2 separate regions of the Homo sapiens genome follow, and region 2 is linked to region 1. A link is a contact called in ENCODE Hi-C or POLR2A ChIA-PET data. All regions are on one chromosome and are shown on one strand. The core of a region is the stretch at or near the end of the contact, and the rest is flanking DNA. Distances in the headings are between cores, read along the strand shown. Region 1 has its middle 120 kb from the start of TNFRSF21. Region 2 has its middle 70 kb from the start of ADGRF1.

The links. Hi-C counts contacts between places; a loop is a spot of excess contacts on that map. ChIA-PET counts read pairs that join two places held with the same protein, here RNA polymerase II (POLR2A). Pooled maps may share reads with other maps.
Region 2: a loop to region 1 is called in a map of Caco-2, with 6 times the contacts of the local background. The contact joins two enhancer-like sites. A Hi-C loop is called at or near these places in 3 of 168 maps with a recorded cell type or tissue (Caco-2, Calu3 and PC-9) and 2 of 50 pooled maps. POLR2A ChIA-PET finds 5 or more read pairs at or near these places in 5 of 52 experiments (BJ, Caco-2, H1 and 2 more).

What each region holds. Positions count from the first base shown.
Region 1 is chr6:47,185,429-47,191,074 of GRCh38, reverse strand. No RefSeq gene overlaps it. Among named protein-coding and RNA genes, the nearest start is that of TNFRSF21, 120 kb to the left of the region's middle. Within about 2 kb of position 2,399, at least 3 of the 41 ENCODE cell types and tissues checked have a DNase peak (open chromatin) inside an H3K27ac peak, as active enhancers do; they include PC-9, where a contact is called at or near this core.
Region 2 is chr6:47,109,510-47,115,155 of GRCh38, reverse strand. No RefSeq gene overlaps it. Among named protein-coding and RNA genes, the nearest start is that of ADGRF1, 70 kb to the right of the region's middle. RefSeq lists an enhancer at 1,909-2,078. Within about 2 kb of position 3,280, at least 2 of the 41 ENCODE cell types and tissues checked have a DNase peak (open chromatin) inside an H3K27ac peak, as active enhancers do; they include PC-9, where a contact is called at or near this core.

The DNA of each region.
Region 1 (5,646 bases), core at 1,150-3,649:
CTTGCCCATGCCTATGTCCTGAATGGTATTGCCTAGGTTTTCTTGTAGGATTTTTATGGTTTTAGGTCTAACATGTAAGTCTTTAATCCATCTTGAATTAATTTTTGTATAAGGTGTAAGGAAGGGATCCAGTTTCAGCTTCCTACATATGGCTAGCCAGTTTTCCCAGCACCATTTATTAAATAGGGAATCCTTTCCTCATTTCTTGTTTTTGTCAGGTTTGTCAAAGATCAGATAGTTGTAGATATGCGGCATTATTTCTGAGGGCTCTGTTGTGTTCCATTGATCTATATCTCTGTTTTGGTACCAGTACCATGCTGTTTTGGTTACTGTAGCCTTGTAGTATAGTTTGAAGTCAGGTAGCATGATGCCTCCAGCTTTGTTCTTTTGGCTTAGGATTGACTTGGCGATGTGGGCTCTTTTTTGGTTCCATATGAACTTTAAAGTAATTTTTTCCAATTCTGTGAAGAAAGTCATTGGTAGCTTGATGGGGATGGCATTGAATCCATAAATTATCTTGGGCAGTAGGGCCATTTTCAAGATATTGATTCTTCCTACCCATGAGCATGGAATGTTCTTCCATTTGTTTGCATCCTCTTTTATTTCACTGAGCAGTGGTTTGTAGTTCTCCTTGAAGAGGTCCTTCACGTCCCTCGTAAGTTGGATTCCTAGGTATTTTATTCTCTTTGAAGCAATTGTGAATGGGAGTTCACTCATGATTTGGCTCTCTGTTTGTCTGTTACTGGTGTATAAGAATGCTTGTGATTTTTGTGCATTGATTTTGTATCCTGAGATTTTGCTAAGGTTGCTTATCAGCTTAAGGAGATTTTGGGCTGAGACAATGGGGTTTTCTAGATATACAATCATGTCATCTGCAAACAGGGACAATTTGACTTCCTCTTTTCCTTATTGAATACCTTTTATTTCCTTCTCCTGTCTAATTGCCCTGGCCAGAACTTCCAACACTATGTTGAATAGGAGTGGTGAGAGAGGGCATCCCTGTCTTGTGCCAGTTTTCAAAGGGAATGCTTCCAGTTTTTGCCCATTCAGTATGATATTGGCTGTGGGTTTGTCATAGATAGTTCTTATTATTTTGAGATACGTCCCATTAATACCTAATTTATTGAGAGTTTTTAGCATGAAGCATTGTTGAATTTTGTCAAAGGCCTTTTCTGCATCTATTGAGATAATCATGTGGTTTTTGTCTTTGGTTCTGTTTATATGCTGGATTACATTTATTGATTTGTGTATTTTGAACCAGCCTTGCATCCCAGGGATGAAGCCCACTTGATTTTGGTGGATAAACTTTTTGATGTGCTGCTGGATTCGGTTTGCCAGTATTTTACTGAGGATTTTTGCATCAATGTTGGTCAAGGAGATTGGTCTAAAATTCTCTTTTTTTGTTGTGTCTCTGCCAGGCTTTGGTATCTGGACGATACTGGCCTCATAAAATGAGTTAGGGAGGTTTCCCTCTTTTTCTATTGATTGGAATAGTTTCAGAAGGAATGGTACCAGCTCCTCCTTGTACCTCTGGTAGAATTCTGCTGTGAATCCATCTGGTCCTGGACTCTTTTTGGTTGGTATGCTATTGATTATTGCCACAATTTCAGAGCCTGTTATTGGTCTATTCAGAGATTCAACTTCTTCCTGGTTTAGTCTTGGGAGGGTGTATGTGTCCAGGAATCTATCCATTTCTTCTAGATTTTCCCGTTTATTTGCGTAGAGGTTTTTGTAGTATTCTCTGATGGTAGTTTGTATATCTGTGGGATCGGTGGTGATATCCCCTTTATGATTTTTTATTGCATCTATTTGATTCTTCTCTCTTTTCTTCTTTATTAGTCTTGCTAGCGGTCTATCAATTTTGTTGATCTTGTAGTTCTTGGCCTAAGCGGACACTGGATAATACGTACCTTTGAACATTCGGCATATCTTTGCAAATAACAGCTGCTTTTGGTTATGTTGGTGGCCACTGCTGTTCTTTTTCTGGCTGGGAAAGGTTTCAGTCAACATATTGCCTGTGAGGAGCTGATTTTCCTAAAGGACTCTCCTGCCCCCAATGCACATAATTCACAAAGCTCTTCAATATTGAGATCTTGGGTATGGTTATTAATTGGTTAATTCTTTGCCTGTCTCCAGAGCTTCAGCTGGATGAGTAACTGGGTGAATGCCTATGTGGCAAGTTGCTCTTCAGGATGAGAAACTACATGAAAGTGTAGCCCCAAGAAACCAGGTGCTCTCAAATGAGTCACTGGTAACAAGCAGACAACACATGTTTGTCCACTTTACCTGCCCCAACCCCTCCCGCCCTTACTCCAAAGTCTGCTCACACTCCACCCTCTGCAGGTAAAACAACTGGGTGAAAGGACACATTTTTGCAACCAAGATAAGGCTAGAATGACTATTCTCTCTACCCAATTACTCATCAGGAAAGCATTTTTAAGGGTCAGCACAATCATGAGTAAGTTTGTTAAAGGGTTTTCCTTTTTTTTCTCTGACTTACAAGGGAGATGCACTTTGCACTTTTTTTTTCTTTTTTTCTTTCTTTTTTCTTTCTTTCTTTTTTTTTTTTTTTTTAGTAAAAACAAGTATAAGGTGGATATTGTTCCTTGGATACAGACATCTAGCTGAAGCCAAATGCATCTTTGGCCAATAAAATGCCATAGGCCTTCTTGGTTCCACTACACCAAGCTACACTGTGGGACATCCTCGCAGATGTGGGCCCAGGGGTGGTGGGGGCAGCATCTGGCTAACTGACCTGCTTTGGGGTTCTGGCTGCTCTCTTCATTCTCACTTCCAAAGGCTGCTGGAGTCTCTCTGTTAGCTATGACTTGGACATAAAATGATCTCGAAATGTTATGTGTTCCCTCATACTGAGTTATTTTTAACTAAGCCTATAGGCTTCAGCCTGGTATTCTAGTCCCTGCACAATCTGTTTCCAATCAACTGCTATTGCTGGTGTTTACCTTCTGAAGACCTCATTCTTCTCTAACTCATGAGATGTAATAGTTATGGACTCTGGACTCAGAAAAACTCAGGTTCTAAACAATCTCAATTCATTATTGAGTTATAACTTTGCTTTCCCCACCTCCACACGCTTGCTCACATTGTTCTCTTGGCCTGGAACGTCATCTCTGCCCTTTCACATACGAACAAACCCTATTCACATTTAAGGTCAAGCTCAAATACTACCTTGTAGCCCTTCCTAACTACACAACTAGGTACAATCTCCTTTTCTTCTGAGTTAGCTTGGCATCCCATCTGTTTGCCGTTTCTCATACCTGTTTGCCATTTCTCATACCTTGATTTTGTTTCCAGGGCTCTCACTTCTGCGTTTCTACTTTAAATCTCTGTCATAAAACCAATTACATGATAGAGTCACCAGATAAAATACCAGGTAAAATACACCAGATAAAATAAGGACACCCAGTCAAATTTCAACTTCTTGTCAAACAAATACATTTGTTTAAGTATGGCCCAAATATCGCATAGGAAATACTTAAGCAAATTTGTCACTTATGTGAAATTGAAATTTAACCGAGCACCTTGTGTTTTGTGTCTGGCAACTCTTCATACGTGACTCTTTTTAATAAATGGTGAGCATTTATCTGGCTCCTTTGTGGTACTGAACATTATGTGACAGTAGGAACCTTGTCTCATTCATCTTGCAGCCCTGATGTTTCTTCCTCAAAGCACTTGCTGGGCAAATCCTTGTTAATTAATAAAGGGATTTTCATACCAGTAGGTATGGGCACACAGCACAGTTCTGAGAGCCTCAGTGTTGGAATCAGATGGACCTGGATGTGTCATATTCCTACCACAAGACTAAGTTTGTGAGGCTTAGCAAGTTAACTACCTTTCAAAGCATTCTCATTTGTAAAATAGGAAGAAGAGTGTACTTATTCCATAGAGTTATTCTCTTTATGCATATAAAGGGCTTAGCACAATGTCTGGCTTACAGAAAGTGCTTCATAGCTGTTAGCTATTACTTTTGGAAATTATGAAATACATTCAGATCAGAGCAGCAACTACTCTGCTACAGGCAGTAAGAATTACATAAATGACCTAACTATACAGAGTTTGGAGCATACAAATTCAAGACGGATCCCAGACCTCCTTTGGAGAGAGTCCTTAACTTGTTTGATTTTTCTTCCTGTTCCCCAAACCAACAGTATGTCCTCATCTCGGGCTAATGTTTGTGTCTGGCTTTCTAAGATGTCACTTCTTTGTCTCTGGGTCTAAGCCTACCTTCCCCAGCATCCTGAGATACTGTTGTAGCTCTTCACTCCGCCCTTCCTGACAGTATTTTACCTTCCTATTCTCCCTTTCCTCTGGTCCTGGGTGCTTAGTTTCCCAACCAGAAATTAATTGCTGCTTCCTTTGAACAGCATTGCCTTTGTGTGTGTGTAAATATATGAGTATACATGTGTGTGTAACAGGGAAAGAAATAAGTCATTTTGGCATCTCCTAATTATCCAGGCAGAGCTGGTTGGTGGGTGGCCAACTGCAAAATCATTCAAATCTGATATGTATTTGTTGCTATTAGGACATGTGTAAAGAACAGCCTCACTGACTTTAATGGCACCTCTATGCTGTATCAGGCACCCTGTTAAAGGCTGTACTTACATTGTCCTATTTACTACTCACAAAGGTCCTATTATAAGATTGATGTTCTCATCCCAATTTTCTAAAAGAGAAAGCAGAAATAGAGATTAGTAACTTGCTTTAATACCACAAGGCTGGTAATGTCTACTGAAACTCAAACTTCTCTGACTCCAACCCCCAGGTTCTTTCTTCAAAGCCAGTGCTTTTTCACCCTGGCTACACATTAGAATCAATCCAAGAAGCTTACCTAAAGTACTGATATCTGGATCCTATCCCCAAAGATTCTGATTTAAATGTTTTTTAAAAATAATCATTGTAATGATAGCAATCTCCCCTCATCCCTTCTAAGACATAAAACAAACACAATCTAATTTGATTCCCCATTGTTCTCCCTTATGAAACTGGGCCCTAAAACTTTGTATTTAAGGAAGATTTGTGTCAATTGATGTGGATGGATCCTAGGTATATATATGCTCTGTGTAATTATAAGTGTGGATACAACTTATCAAAAGGAGTACAAATCTAGAAGCAATAGAACGTCTTGCTATTTGGCTGTGTGAAAAGAGTTCTTAAAGAAAAAAACAAACAAAAAAACCCCAAAAAAACAGCACTTTCATGATTTTTTTTCCTCCAAGATTATTGTTTTCTTTGGGAAACTTTTGCTTACGTTACCCAGTTTTCAGAGACGTGCTTCTTCTTTGTTGATCTTTACCTCTTGGGCTATTTCATCTTTCTCCAGGTCAGGAGGGGCACAGGCTATGTCTGTACAATTTGTTTTCTGTGCTAAATTGAATTTGTCTTCTTTTTTGCTTCCATTTCAGTCTAAGGATTTTGCTGACTGCATTTGTTTCTGTTTTCTTTTGCCTTGGAAAATCTTGCCATCAAAGAAAACTACCATGTGCCATTAATGGTCTCATTTTCAATTGATCCGTGTTTTAATCCCATTGGCATGCTTATTAGAACTGTTGTCTTTGACCAATTTTATTTTCGGGCATCTAATTTTTTTCATTTTGCAATACATTATCAGGGATTAATGAAATCTAC
Region 2 (5,646 bases), core at 2,031-4,530, 77 kb after region 1:
GGGACTTGAGAACTGTTCTCAAATACTGAAATGTGTTCAGAACTCAGAGTTGACTTAGGGAGAGGAAGCCTTGTTAGTTCCCCTACAATCACCCCTACAATTTCCCTTTTCCTTGAAGACTATGCCAGAAATGGAAGAATTATTAAATCTATATATAAGTATCAAATAATTTTTCATATTATCTTGCAGGATCTCCTTCCTATGCTTCCAGTTACCTCCTGTGACAAATAATAGTTTCTGCAGCACAGCAATCTTCCCTGCCTCAAGTCTTTAGAAACAATCTCATTTATCTAATGAGATTCATATTTTCTGAATCCAGAATGAAGGTGTAAAGCCCTCTAAAATGATTTTACTCAGTCAGGAGGATCACCTGAGCCCCAGTTTGAGACAAGCCAGGGCAACATAGTGAGACCCCATCTGTACAATAAAATAAAAACTAGCCAGGCGTGGTGGTGCATGCCTATAGTCTCAGCTACCTGGGAGTGTGGGAAAAGGGGCTGAGGTGTGAGGATCGCTTGAGCTAGGAGGTTAAGGCTGCAGTGAGCCGTGATCACACATGATCACTGTACTCCAGCCTGGGAGACAAGGCAAGACCTTCTCTCTAAATAAGTAAATACATGATTCCACTCCCATTGATGAACTAAAATGTGCGCACAAATCTGTTCTCTTGCTATCTTAACTTTTATAATGTTTTTCTGCTTCTTGACTTGCTTATTCTATCAGAGACCACGCCTCAATCATCCTGGCTCAAAACCACATTTACCTTTAACACTTCCTCCCCATCATCCCTTATATCTCAGGAAGTTCCAGGACCTGAAATGTAACCAGATTTTGTACATTGCACAAAGGACTGAACCAACCCAGGAGTATTCACTGGAAACCTGTGGTTTCTGTAATACATGGCTGTGGTGTACATGTTACAAAGCCTCCTGTTAAGTGCAAATCAGAAACTCTGCACATGGGAAGAAAGGGAAAATTTAGGGAACAACTCCTTCCTTCTTACTCTACATCAGAATGTGCAACCCTGACATCTATAAAAGTTTCAACCTGGAAAGAGATTAAAAGATATTTAAGGGAAGTCAAATTTACAAAGATGTGAGTGTATCTCACGAGTTGGGTGTAGTTGCTGAGAGGCAGGAGGATGACCCAGTTGAACCCTAGAGTCTTCCTCTGTCTGAGAGAGGTTACTATGAGCCTTGTAAAGCCGTGGTGTAGAAAACAGCTGCAGATTTGACAGGAAATTGCAGGAGATGGGAATGAAGCATGAGGCAAAATGTCTTGTTTTGCTCTTCTCAGCCTCCTGGGTCTCCAGGGCTCTGGGCCCAAATTTGGAGACTGAGAAATGCAGGGGAATGTTATGCTGTGTCTGCAGCTCCATTTCTTGAGATTGAGGTTTAGATAATCAGTTTCTTTTTTTTGAGACGGAGTCTCGCTCTGTTGCCCAGGCTGGAGTGCAGTGGCGTGATCTCAGCTCACTGCAAGCTCCGCCTCCCGGGTTCACGCCATTCTCCTGCCTCAGCCTCCCCAGAAGCTGGGACTACAGGCACCCGCCATCACACCCGGCTAATTTTTTGTGTTTTTAGTAGAGACAGGGTTTCACCGTATTAGCCAGGATGGTCTCGATCTCCTGACCTCATGATCCGCCCGCCTCGGCCTCCCAAAGTGCTGGAATTACAGGCGTGAGCCACCGCGCCTGGCCTAGATAATCAGTTTCTAACATTTATATCATGAAAACCTTTCTTAGACTAATCTTCTGGGTTGAGAGAGTAGCCAGAGTTCACCATTTACTTCACCAGTGTCTCTAAAGGCTTAGGTATGGTAAAGGGCATTCAAAAGAACAGTGAGCTGGCCTTAGGGAATCTGAAAGTCTCTCCCTCTCCAGTTTAGTGGTTTACTTTGAACATTCCCAGCCAGGAAGTTATCTTTTCAATAAATCTGGAAAATTTGGAGATGGCCTTGGCACCTCCATAAGGGTCTGCAAAGATTTCCCAGTCAAGAGGCCTGGCAGGAAACTCTGGGATCTGGGGATATGTGTGAACCCCATTCTGAGTTCATGTGTTCCCAGCTCATGGTTCTAGGACATAGGGTTAAAGCTGTGGGGTCTGGGGAAATCTGGGTAATGTTGTCAACATGAGTTGCAGACCCAGGCTTCCTTTTACCTCACGTTATCCGCTCCTCATACCCATGTTGTGGGTGCACCTCCCCGCTGGGGCATCTTCAGGGGGGCTTCACTCACCTTCACTCTGTCACTGACAGCATGCTTTTTGGGGACTGTTAGTAAGGGCAGGGTAAACGTTTGTCCCTGGGGAGCCTGTTTGGAGCAGCAGTCCAGTCTTATTCAGTGGGTTTGATGGTCTGTCATGGGATACTCACTAGATTACATCTTCATCTTAGAGGTCTTTCCCACAGTTTCCAGTCACAAGACTGGCTGTTCATTGGGGAGAAATCTCTGGGAAGGCTAGGAGTAAAGCTTTGCCTCTGTTATGCTGCTGGAGTCCTCTTTCTATCCAGGATTAGGGGCTCTGGCTTTGGAAGAGGAATCCCAAGGCAAAAGTAACAATAAAAATAATGAAAATGTTTACAAGTGTGCTTGATCAGGGGACATGAGTGTGCTGCATGCATGCTGTGATGATCTGATGTAATCCTTCTCAACACCACCATGAATAATAAACTATTATTAGTTTCATTTTCCTGATATGAAAACTGAGGCTTAGCGCTACCAAATGACAAAGGGATACAGGATATGAACCTGAAGGACCTAAGCTGCTTAGAAAGAAAGCCTATCTTAAAAAATTGCTACTATACATAAAAGTGTCATATTCTTCTGACCTTGCCTTTGATACTCAGCTAAGAACAAACCAGTTAAGAGCTTTGCGCAAGCTCCTTGATATTTTAAGAGGAAGAAGAGTATAATTTTTCCTCAAGCAATTAAAGAAAATCTCCCTCACCTCATAATTCATTGAAGAAAATGTAGGAAAATCAGCAAATTGGAAGAGAGAAAAAAAAAAAGAAAAAGGGAGAGAAGGGGTCACCATTCTACCACTAATATTTTGAGATTTTGGGGGGTAGAATGTATCTAAGGCATCATGTTTGAAGGATAAAGATTAAAGTAAAAAAATTAAAAACGCTGTGGTTGAAACTCAAATTACTTCCCTAACCCTGCTGAGCATGTGTAGCTTGCTCAGAAATTCCAGTGGGGGCAAAGGTCAGCAGGTTATACACACTAACATTAGAAAATATGTGTGTGAAACAGAAAGGAAAGGAAGTCTCAGGATGTGGAATTCTGCAAGTTGGTCTCATCTGGCTCAGGACAGTTCCATCCTGGCTCAGGAATGCAGGTAGAGTTCTGGAGCTGGCATTTATTTGCATTGGAGTCATTTCCTAGGATTTTCACAGCTTTACATGTTTGTAGGTCATCTAAGCAAAAACTGTGGATATTGGTTGTGTTTCTGTCAATGAAAGAGGGAATCATACTTTACAAAATTTGAATGTGTGTAGTCAGGGGGAGAAGAGTCAAGAAGATTGATTCTTCTTGGGTCGAGATACAACAGAAAATCTTAAATTACTTGATACTAAGTCCTTGGAATACAGCCCACTAGCAATCACCATTAGCAATCCTGGTGAGGTGGGTAGGTGGAGATAGGAACCAGTAGGACTGAATATTTTTTTCCTCATATATTTTGCTCAATGTCTTGTCTCTGAGCAACTTTCACATCCTGATTCAGACCTCAACAGGCAGATAATTTTTGCTTCGGATTATCTTCTATATTTTGTGTCATGAAATTTCCTGTGGAAGACAGAACAATCTACTCCCTTAAATTTTCTGCAAATATAAACTCACTTCCCTCTGAAAACAATTTTCGAGAGTTCTTTTGTTTCCTCCATTGTGATAGAAAATTGTGAGTTTCCAAGTAAGAATAAAAACATATTTTTTTGAGACAGGGTCTCACTCTGTTGCCCAAGCTGGAATGCAGTGGCACGATCGTGGCTCACTGTAGCCTTGGCCTCACGAGCTCAGGTGATCCTCTCACCTCAGCCTCCTAAGTAGATGGCACTACAGGCATGCACCACCATGCCCAGTTAATTTTTTTTTTTAATTTTGTGTAGAAACAGGATTTTGCCATGTTGCCCAGGTTGGTCTCAAACTCCTGGGCTCAAGTCAAGCCACTCTCCTTGGCATTCGAAAGTGCTGAGGATTACAGGCATAAGCCACCTTGCCTGACCTAAAACTTTGTTTTTATTTCAAAAGATATAATTAAGGATCCAGGACATAGAAACATAAAATAAAGGACAATGAAAGGTGTTATAGGTCTCAAAATGGCAAAGAATGGTTGTGTTAGAAGTAAGAGACAATCATGTGGACAGGATGCTCAATTGGATGGCCCCATGCTGTATGTTTTTGAAACTGTGGGTCTTAACCTTTTAGTGGGTTGTAAAATTAATTGATTAGATTATGACCACCATTTAAAAAATATAATAGAAAATATCAAAGTGCATTGCATGTAGGAAGGTTATGTACTATTTCATGGGCATTTTTTTTTCAGCTATAACCGCAGGCACACACACAAGCATATGTGATGAGTTTCATTATAAAATATATTTCTTCTCATGGATTCAACCAAAGAAGTTTGAAAGATGCTCCATTAGCCAAAGTAATCTATAAAATACATCTTTTTTTTTTTTTTTTTTTTTTAGACAGAGTCTCACTTGGTCATGAAGGCTGGAGGGCAGTGGTGCAATCTTGGCTCATTGCAACCTCTGCCTTGTAGTCCCAGCTACTCAGGAGGCTGAGGCAGGAGAATTGCTTGAACTCAGACTACAGGCACGCGCCACCATGCCTGGGTAATTTTTGTATTTTAGTAGAGACGGGGTTTCACCATGTTGCCCAGGCTGGTCTCGAACTCCTGAGCTCTGGTGATCTGCCTGCCCTTGGCCTCCCAAAGTGCAGGATTACAGGCATGAACCACCACGCCCAGCCAAAATAGATCTTTATTGGTATCATTTATTAAATGCCTAAAAATTGTCAGGCCCATTAATAATAATACTTTAAAAATCTTTTTAGGAAATTACAATTATAGCACTCCTAGTACATGAATCAGCCAGAAAACTGTCTTCAAAATAACAGCAAGCATTTATTGAATTCCGTTAACGTGTTGGGCACGGTGCTAAATCTTTTTCATGCATTTTCAAATCTACCTCTCATACCGACCCTATGAGGAGGCTACTATTATTCTAGTTTTTCAGAAGATAAAGCTGAGGTTTCCAGGGGTCACACAGCTAGTAGAACTCAAATCTATGTCTGTCTGGCTTGAGAGCCAAAGCATTTTACCACCATACTACATTAGTTTTCACGAAATAAATTTCTTATGGGTCTTTGCAATTTGTAAAATCTTCTTTGCTTTCTGACTTTTTGGAAATGTTCCTAATTTAGCTCTAGGACAATTTAATCCACTTTTACCCCCATAGGATGTTGATAAGGGATATTTCTGTGGTTTGCGGTGTGGAGGGTAGGGTGATAGTAGAGAAAGTTTATTAATGATCTAATCCTAAAGAACCTGTTCCCTCCTCTTCTTACAGAGTAAGGCTCAAAGTCTCATATTCCAAGGGAAGCCCTCCTACCCTTAGACTGTTCACTAAGTCTCAAAT